Regions from separate parts of the Homo sapiens genome. Here region 2 is linked to region 1. Evidence: read pairs that join two places in POLR2A ChIA-PET (ENCODE). Cell type or tissue: K562. All regions are shown on one strand.

Evidence for each region. ChIA-PET counts read pairs that join two places held together with the same protein. Peaks named below come from ENCODE experiments on the same cell type or tissue, not always from the same donor. Only the 100,000 strongest peaks of a DNase experiment are listed, where the experiment ranks them.
Region 2: POLR2A ChIA-PET joins it to region 1 with 6 read pairs; 2 of 35 experiments call an interaction of 5 or more read pairs at or near these places.

What each region holds. Positions count from the first base shown.
Region 1 is chr5:77,465,052-77,469,051 of GRCh38, forward strand. The region is part of intron 2 of WDR41 (WD repeat domain 41); the gene reads right to left. Among named protein-coding and RNA genes, the nearest start is that of WDR41, 25 kb to the right of the region's middle. In K562, no CTCF peak of the experiment used is centred here; no DNase peak of the experiment used is centred here.
Region 2 is chr5:77,879,955-77,883,954 of GRCh38, forward strand. No RefSeq gene overlaps it. Among named protein-coding and RNA genes, the nearest start is that of TBCA, 110 kb to the left of the region's middle. RefSeq lists an enhancer at 63-132. In K562, no CTCF peak of the experiment used is centred here; DNase peaks (open chromatin) are centred at 187 and 1,697.

The DNA of each region.
Region 1 (4,000 bases):
TCTTTAAAGTCCTTCTTTGCTTTAAAATTCTATGATTTTAAGAAATCCCTGACTTAAGTGAAATGAAACCAAGCTGACAAGTGCCTTCAGTGACAGGAAGTGATATTCTAGGAAGTGATTACGATGTTAAATAAATTCATTACTTCTATTATTCTCTCTGTAAATAATTATTATTTAAAGTCAAGATCTCTCTTTTGCTCAGCTCAACTCCTTAGTCTTTCCACATAAATGCTTTGTTCTTGGTTTGGAAGATTTGAGGATTTTTTAGGGTTTTTTTGTTGCTTTTTAGTGAAGATGCTTGAAATGCACAGGTAAAGCTTGTCTTATGGCATGAAAAATGAGCTGTGATAGTCTGCTATAGCTTCTCTCTCCTTTTTATATCCCATTCACCATATCACAGGGACAATCACCAAATTCTGTAGAGTAGAAGATATTCTGAACATAAACACTATCAAAAGGAATAACCTGTCATACAGGATTATTCATCACCATATTATACTAAAATTCACCATCTTATTATACTAACGCAACAAAGTAGTATAAATAATCACATCATAAGCATGTCAAATAATTTACTGTTAATGTCATCCACAAGTTTGTAAATAATTTTTAATGACTCAGAATCAATTTAAAGTTGTCCCCATAATATTGCTTTCACTCAAATTCAGGCTTTTTTTTTTTTTCAGTATGAGAGAAAGAAGTGGTGTTAAAGAGAGCCAGCTATGAATGACATATAACTGGCCCCTTATAATTAACAGATGCTATGTGAGCATCTGTTCTAATGGATTTTTTACCCCTTTATGAGATAACAAAATCCCACTATTTCAGTCATGAAATACTTTCCTTAACACTCCAAACTGAGTTTCATGTTCAAATTTCTTATCTTCAGTTTCAAAGTTCAGTGCCTTCACTGGCTCAGACAATTCCAATACTCAGTTCTTATTTCAAAATCCTTTGAGTACATCTACTACTGGTAGAACCAAGATTATTCAGGAGACATGAAATTGATCAAATACAGTCTGACAGTCTTTTAATAATTTTTAAATACAGAACTACCTATCTTTTTAACAGAATGGACCTGTTAAATTTAGGTAACTAGCTAAAAATCACAAAGAGTTATTTTTAAATCCATGCCTATCATTTATTCTTATTTTAAAATGTAACATATAAAAGATCCGGAGATTAAAAAGAAAATGATCATTTTTAAAATAAAAATAGATTTCCTATGCTTAATTATCTACATTTTCTCAATCAGATTAGTAAATAGTACCTTGAATATCAAAAATAGTTGCTGGAAATAAATCTTTAGCAGCTTATGTTTCTGGGCCTATTGATTTCTTTTTATTTGTATAGTGATGGTGGGGAGGGCAGGACTCAAGGTCTTAAGTGTTCTTTGGTATAAAACATCAATTTCTATTGATTCTTTAAACTTAAAATTGCATTTAGAAGACAGCAAGTTTAAAATACATACTTTTTTTCTAACCCTAATTTTTAACTTCTTATGATTGTTTTATCATGTTTGACTTTCATGAGTTCACAATGAGAGATGACTGAGAACAGCTGAGAGTTTAGAAATGGGATATAGAGCATTTAACCTCAAACTTTAATTCAATCAGTAGGGAACAAAAGTTAAATCTAAATAAGGCTCAATAGTAATGCATGAAATCACAGTCAATTTTTTATTGCTGCAAGGTCAATTACCTGGTTGGTAGATTATTCAGGCCTTCTATTCTTATATATATTCTATTGCTACCATTTTTTTTTTTTTTTTGCCATTTCAGTATTTATTACTACCTCCCCTAAAGAGGAAACATTAAGCTTTAAAATACAAACCAGTATAACTTTGACACATATTAGTACCTGTCATAAAAAAACTAATAAAGGGTTGAGATATCATTCACAAATTACAATTACCCATCCTATTATGATGGATAACAAAAAACTAGCTATACTTTATCAGTTTATCTTAAACTAAATCCTAGTCAGTCAAGCATACACTTCAACCATCTCCAAATCAGAAATGGAAATACAACCCAAGAATTCCTAATTGTAAGGTATAGTGTAACTGCTGAAAAGAAGTAATGAACTATAAAATAAAAAAAGGATTAAAATGTCAATAAAGTTTAAGCTATTCTATCCAATGGAAGAATAGTAATATTGCCAGATAACATTTTACATACTAATTTTTAAAAACATTCTAAAGTAACAGAAAGCAAAAACTTAAGCCTAAAGATAAGATTTTGAGAGAAATGTTTCTTTACCGATTAGCAAAAAATGTATTCAGTGTGATTCCGTGCTAGGAGTTAGGGAAATGTGAAGACACCTTACATGTGGTTCTTGCTTTGAGATCTTAAAACTTTATGATTGTTTAGAAATGTACCGTATTTCATCAAATCTAAGACATCAATTGTAAGACACTCTTATTTTATTTACCATTAAGGAAAACATACTGCCAATTACAATTGAAACACACAATTATATGATGTGTCCAAATTTTAGAGATGTCAAAATAGAAAAAAATATGCTTCTTAGAATCATGAACTCTAAGAATTACCATATTTATTGATCTTTATCTTTATAACATGGCACTTGCCAGTCTAATGAATCTCTGATTATCTCTGGCAGGTTTTAAGTGCTAAAGAAATGCTTGTTGAATGAATAAGTGAATGCATAAGCAAACATTTAAGTGTTCAAGGGCTCTGTGAAATAGATTGATTAATGATGGCAATGTAACCCCATATTTTCCTTTTATCATAATTAATGTAAATATACTACCACAAAAAATAGAAACTTAAAAATTTAAAACCCAGAATCCCTACCACACAAAAATAAATTTCTATATTTTTTCATATTCCTGTCCAATTCTTATCCATATACTTCAGGTTTTTTCTTTAACTTAAAACCAAGTCCAAGATCACACCACTCTCCAGCCTGGACAACAGAGCAAGACTCCATCTCAAAAAAAACACAAAAAACAAAAAAAACCCAAGTTGTTAAAAATACTCCTTGAGACTACACAATTAAATGACTAAGCAAAACTTACATTCATGAAAAACAAGTTCAACAAGGTGAAACATGGTTTAACAAAGACCTATGGCAGACCTCCTAGAATGTTTCATCCTCTCATCCCCTAATTATGAGAACTAAATTTATTATGATAGTCCATAAGTCACTCGGTAATTCAATACTTACTAAGCACTAACTATATAGATGCTTAAACCTAAGAATAAAGATCAAGAGATTGTTCTTGCCATTCAAGAACTCACAGTCCAACATTACCATGTGATGCTATAGGGTCTAGATCATGAGTCCTTAGAGAATTCTCACTTACAACCATCTTAATGTATAAAAATAATTCCCTCTAAACATCTTCTCTTTGAACATCTCTGAGAAAGTATTCTCTCGTTCCTTCCAACAGTGGGCTGAAAACTACAGCAAAGCTTAATAAAGATTTGTAAAAAATAAATTGTTTTCACAATAATTCTTATGTCCAATAGCTAAATGCTCATTTAATAGTTCTTACTCATGTGAAGGCCTTTCAACTAAGTGAAGGTCCCAAAAATTCAAATGTTACCTTAAAGGACATAAAAAGTATAGTCCATAAACCTGAACCATAAATCTTCCTGTATTCAATGTCTACATAAGGCACTGAAAAAATAAAAATCTTAATACGACATTATTATGGCAGTACAGGCACCCCAGTGGTTAACTTTCCACCTAACCTGCAAGTACTTTCTAATGCATGATAAAACTAAAATACTATACAGTTTCCATGATCATCTCATCATTTTTTTTGTACAGTAAGACGCAGGATCTAAATAAGGTCTATATAGCACAACTGCTTGATATATCTCTAAAGTCTCTTTTTTCTATGGTTTTGTTCTCCATCTTTTTCTTCCTTGCAATCTTTTTGTTGAAAAAAGTTGTCTCTCTTCAACCCAAATGTCTATCAATGATAGACTGGATTAAGAAAATGTGGCACATATACACCATGGAATAC
Region 2 (4,000 bases), 410 kb after region 1:
TTCTTTTTCTTTTTCTTTTTCTTTTTTTTTTATGTCTTTGGGCAGGACTCTGCGTGTGGGATTAACCAACCAACTTTCTTCCCCCAACAGACATTTTTGAGCTATACTGTGACCTGTGTCAGAAAACTGACGCTGACAACAGACCTGCAAGTACGAACTTGTTATCCCTGCTTCACAGATAAAGGGGCTGACTCACAGGAGGATTCACTGATGCAGCCAGGATTGCACCGCCAGCTCAGAGAGGTCAGTGAGGGAAACCCCACTCTCTCTGACTCAAAGTTCACTCTGACTTGAAGTTCACTCTGCCAGGGGCTGCCCTGGGGGACAGGAAAGAGGTCCTGCCTTTTTTTTTTTTCTTTTTCTTTCTTTTTTTTTTCTTTGAGACAGTCTTGCTCTGTTGCCCAAGCTGGAGTAAAGTGGCATGATCTCAGCTCACTGCAACCTCCACCTCCCGGGTTCAAGCAATCCTCCTGCCTCAGCCTCCCAAGTAGCTGGGATTACAAGAATGCACCACCATGCCTGGTTAATTTTTGTATTTGTAGTAAACACGGGGTTTCACCATGTTGGCCAGCCTGGAGTCAAACTCCTGACCTCAAGTGATCCGTCCACCTTGGCCTCCCAAAGTGCTGGGATTACAGGCGTGAGCCACTGCACTGGGCCAGCTTATTCTTAGTGAGTTGTTTAGTTCTCCTCTTTGTCATAGTCACAAACACTACTCTGCACCTTGGTCCATCCTGTCATGGTGGGCACTTGCAATAGTCAGGATGAACTAGTTAACTAGTTACACTATGAAACAAGTCTTATTCATACGACACACCCAAAGCAGATTGGTTAGGAGGCTCTAAGTATCCTAGTCACTCAGGGACTCAGGCAGACAGAGACTCCACCATCTCATTAGATCTTAAGTCAACATCACAATACAATGCTTCAGGATTCACCATCGCACAGAAAGAGGGCATGAAAAGTTACAACATGACTCCTAAATGTGCTTGCCCAGAAGTGACATAAATCCCCTTACTTTTTTTTTTTTTTTTTTTTTTTTTAGGAGACAGAGTCTTGTCTTGCTCTGTCACCCAGGCTGGAGTGCAGTGGCACGATCTTGACTCACTGCAACCTCCACTTCCTGGATTCAAGCGATTCTCATGCCTCAGCCTCCCAAGTAGCTGGGACTATAAGCACGCACCACCACCCTCGGCTAATTTTTGTATTTTTAGTAGAGGTGGAGTTTTGCCATGTTGGCCAGGCTGGTCTTGAACTCCTGGCCTCAAGTGATCTGCCCGCCTGGGCCTCCCAAAGTGCTGGATTACAGGCCCCCCTCACCTTTCACGGGCCAAGGTGAGTCATATGGCCACACCTGACTTAAAGCCAGTCCTCCTATATGCCTGGAGGAAGAAGAGAACCAGAAATCTTAGAGAGCTGCAGTCATGTCTACAACAGTACTCTTGGTCACAAGGAGGAAGGAGCACTGAGCTGAGAGTCACAGGGCCTTCATCCTAATACTGGCTTTGCCCCTGTATAAGCTCCATGTCCTTGTCCTCTCTCTTAACCTCATGGCTCCCACATCCTCCTCTGCAAATGAGGGCTTGAGATAGATGGTCACCTCTCCGATACTGCACCAGAACAAATTTATTACCTTTGCTAGATTTCAGGTCCCACATGCTTGGGAACAGGTCTGTGGGGTCATCTCCAGTGAAAGCCAACAGCGCAGAGAGGATGATGCGGGTCCTCGTGGAAACAGACTCATTTGTACGCATGATAAGGAAGCTGGCTAGAGTCCACCAGCTCTGAGTTTTGAGATAGTCCACACCAGCATGATGAATGTGTCAAAGATTCCATGTCACACAATAGACTTTGTTAACTCGCTTTGACAAAGGCCTTTTACTTTTAACTGCTTGTGACAGCAGCTCAGAGTTTACTCGTCAATGTGCCTCACATACAGGTGTTGCCCACTTCATATAATAGATATGTTCCTTTAAAAAAAAAAAAGAGGGTGGAAATTTCAAAACCAGAAAATCACCGTTTGAGTTTATGGAAAATCACATTAGTTACAGGAATCCAATGACACAAGTTTTTGAGAAACGGTGAAAAGATCATTGGTCGTTTTACTTTTTCTCTTAAGTCATTGCTTCTGATAATACTGAGAGTTATCTGGCACAGTACACAAAGCACAGTAAAGACATTCAATGATATTTGTGAACGAATGGATAAAACTCAGTTTTCTAACTGTGGTTGACCTGGCATTTTCATAAAATAATGATACTTATATCTGTATCACACTTTCTAGTTAGCAAGCCTTACGTTTACCTGGGACAGGAGTAGAAAGAGCATAAACTTTGGTGTCAGACTGGCGTTCTTATTGCGGGTCTCTTTCTTAGCAGCTGTGAGCTTAGACACAGTACTTCACCTCCTGGAGCATCCATCATCTTATTTGTAAAATATGAGTGATGCCAGCTTCTCAGGATTGTTGAAAGAGTGTGATGAGAGCCTTATGGGTTTTTTCTTTTTCTTTTTTTTTTCTTTTTAGAAATGGCATTCCGCTTTGTTGCCCAGGCTGGTCTCAAACTCCTGACTTCAGAGGATCCTCCTGTCTCAGCCTCCCAAAGTGCTAGGGTTCCAGGCATGAGCCACTGCGCCCTGCCCGGAGCCTTATGTTAACATGTCTATTACAGGACCTGACATGAAGAAGAGACTTAATAAAAGGTGATTGTCCTTCCCTTTTCTATGAAGCAGGAAGGGGAGCTATTATTATCTTCATTGTACAGAAGAGAAAGCTGAGGCCCAGAGAGATAAAGTGGCTTGCCCAGAGTTTCACAAATACAGGATTGGAGCCCCAACTTGTGCCTAGCTCTTTAACATACCACCTCACCAGCCCACACAGGAAGGCAATGACTGTGCACTGCAGATATTTGTGCAGGATGTGTATATTACATGATTTGGGGCTGACGCAACTTGTCTTGTACATATTGTTTTATGTGACTTTACTCTGCCTTTCTGCCTGTGCTGATCATGCCCCAAGAGCTGGGCCAGGCCTTGTGCCCTTGCAGAATCTGCCTCTGCAGCTCAGTGATAGTTGCTCAGCAAGTGCTGATCCACTAGCCCATTTCCTTCCTTCCTTCCTTCCTTCTTTCCTTCCTTCCTTCCTTTCTTTCTCTTTCTTTCTTTCTTCTTTTTTTTTTTTTGACAGAGTCTCGCTCCGTCACCCAGGCTGGAGTGCAACGGTGAGATCTCACCTCATTGCAAACTCTGTCTCCCGGGTTCAAGCGATTCTCCTGCCTCACCCTCCCAAGTAGCTGAGATTACAGGTGTGCGCCACCATGCTTGGCTAATTTTTGTATTTTCAGTAGAGGCGAGGTTTCATCATGTTGGCCAAGTTGGTCTCGAACTCCTGACCTCATGATCTACCCACCTCGGCCTCCCAAAGTGCTGGGATTACAGGCATGAGCCACCTTGCTCTGCTGACCATTTTCAAGTGCTTGCAAATCTGTCCACCCAGAGAGGACATAGTAGCACATTTAATAATTAAGAGAAAAGCTTGGTTTTCAGGAACTTTGTCATCTGAGTTTGATAATTATGAAGGGTATAAGAATTCATTTTATGGTATGGTAGGAAAAGAATAACACTACCTAAAATGCTCAGATGATTTATTAAGGGTTCTTATTTGTAGGGACAGCCTCCCATTTTTCTCTCATGTGATGTCCAGCAGGTGGTTCTGACCTGACTAGTACACATTCTTTAACTAAAGACAGAGCACTGCTAGGCGGCAGACACAGACCTGTGCCCCAGGCTGTAATGGTGAGACAGGCATAATCCCTGATCATGGAACCTATGGGCACAAGGCAGTCAACAGTTAAATACACACAATATTTATAAGTTACAATGAATTAAACGAAGGAAAAGACGAGGAACTAAGAGACAGCCTAATTGGAGGATCTCATTTAGATTGGGAGGCTGGGGAAAGTCTCCATGAAGAAGTGTTATCTACACTGAAACCTGAGAAAAG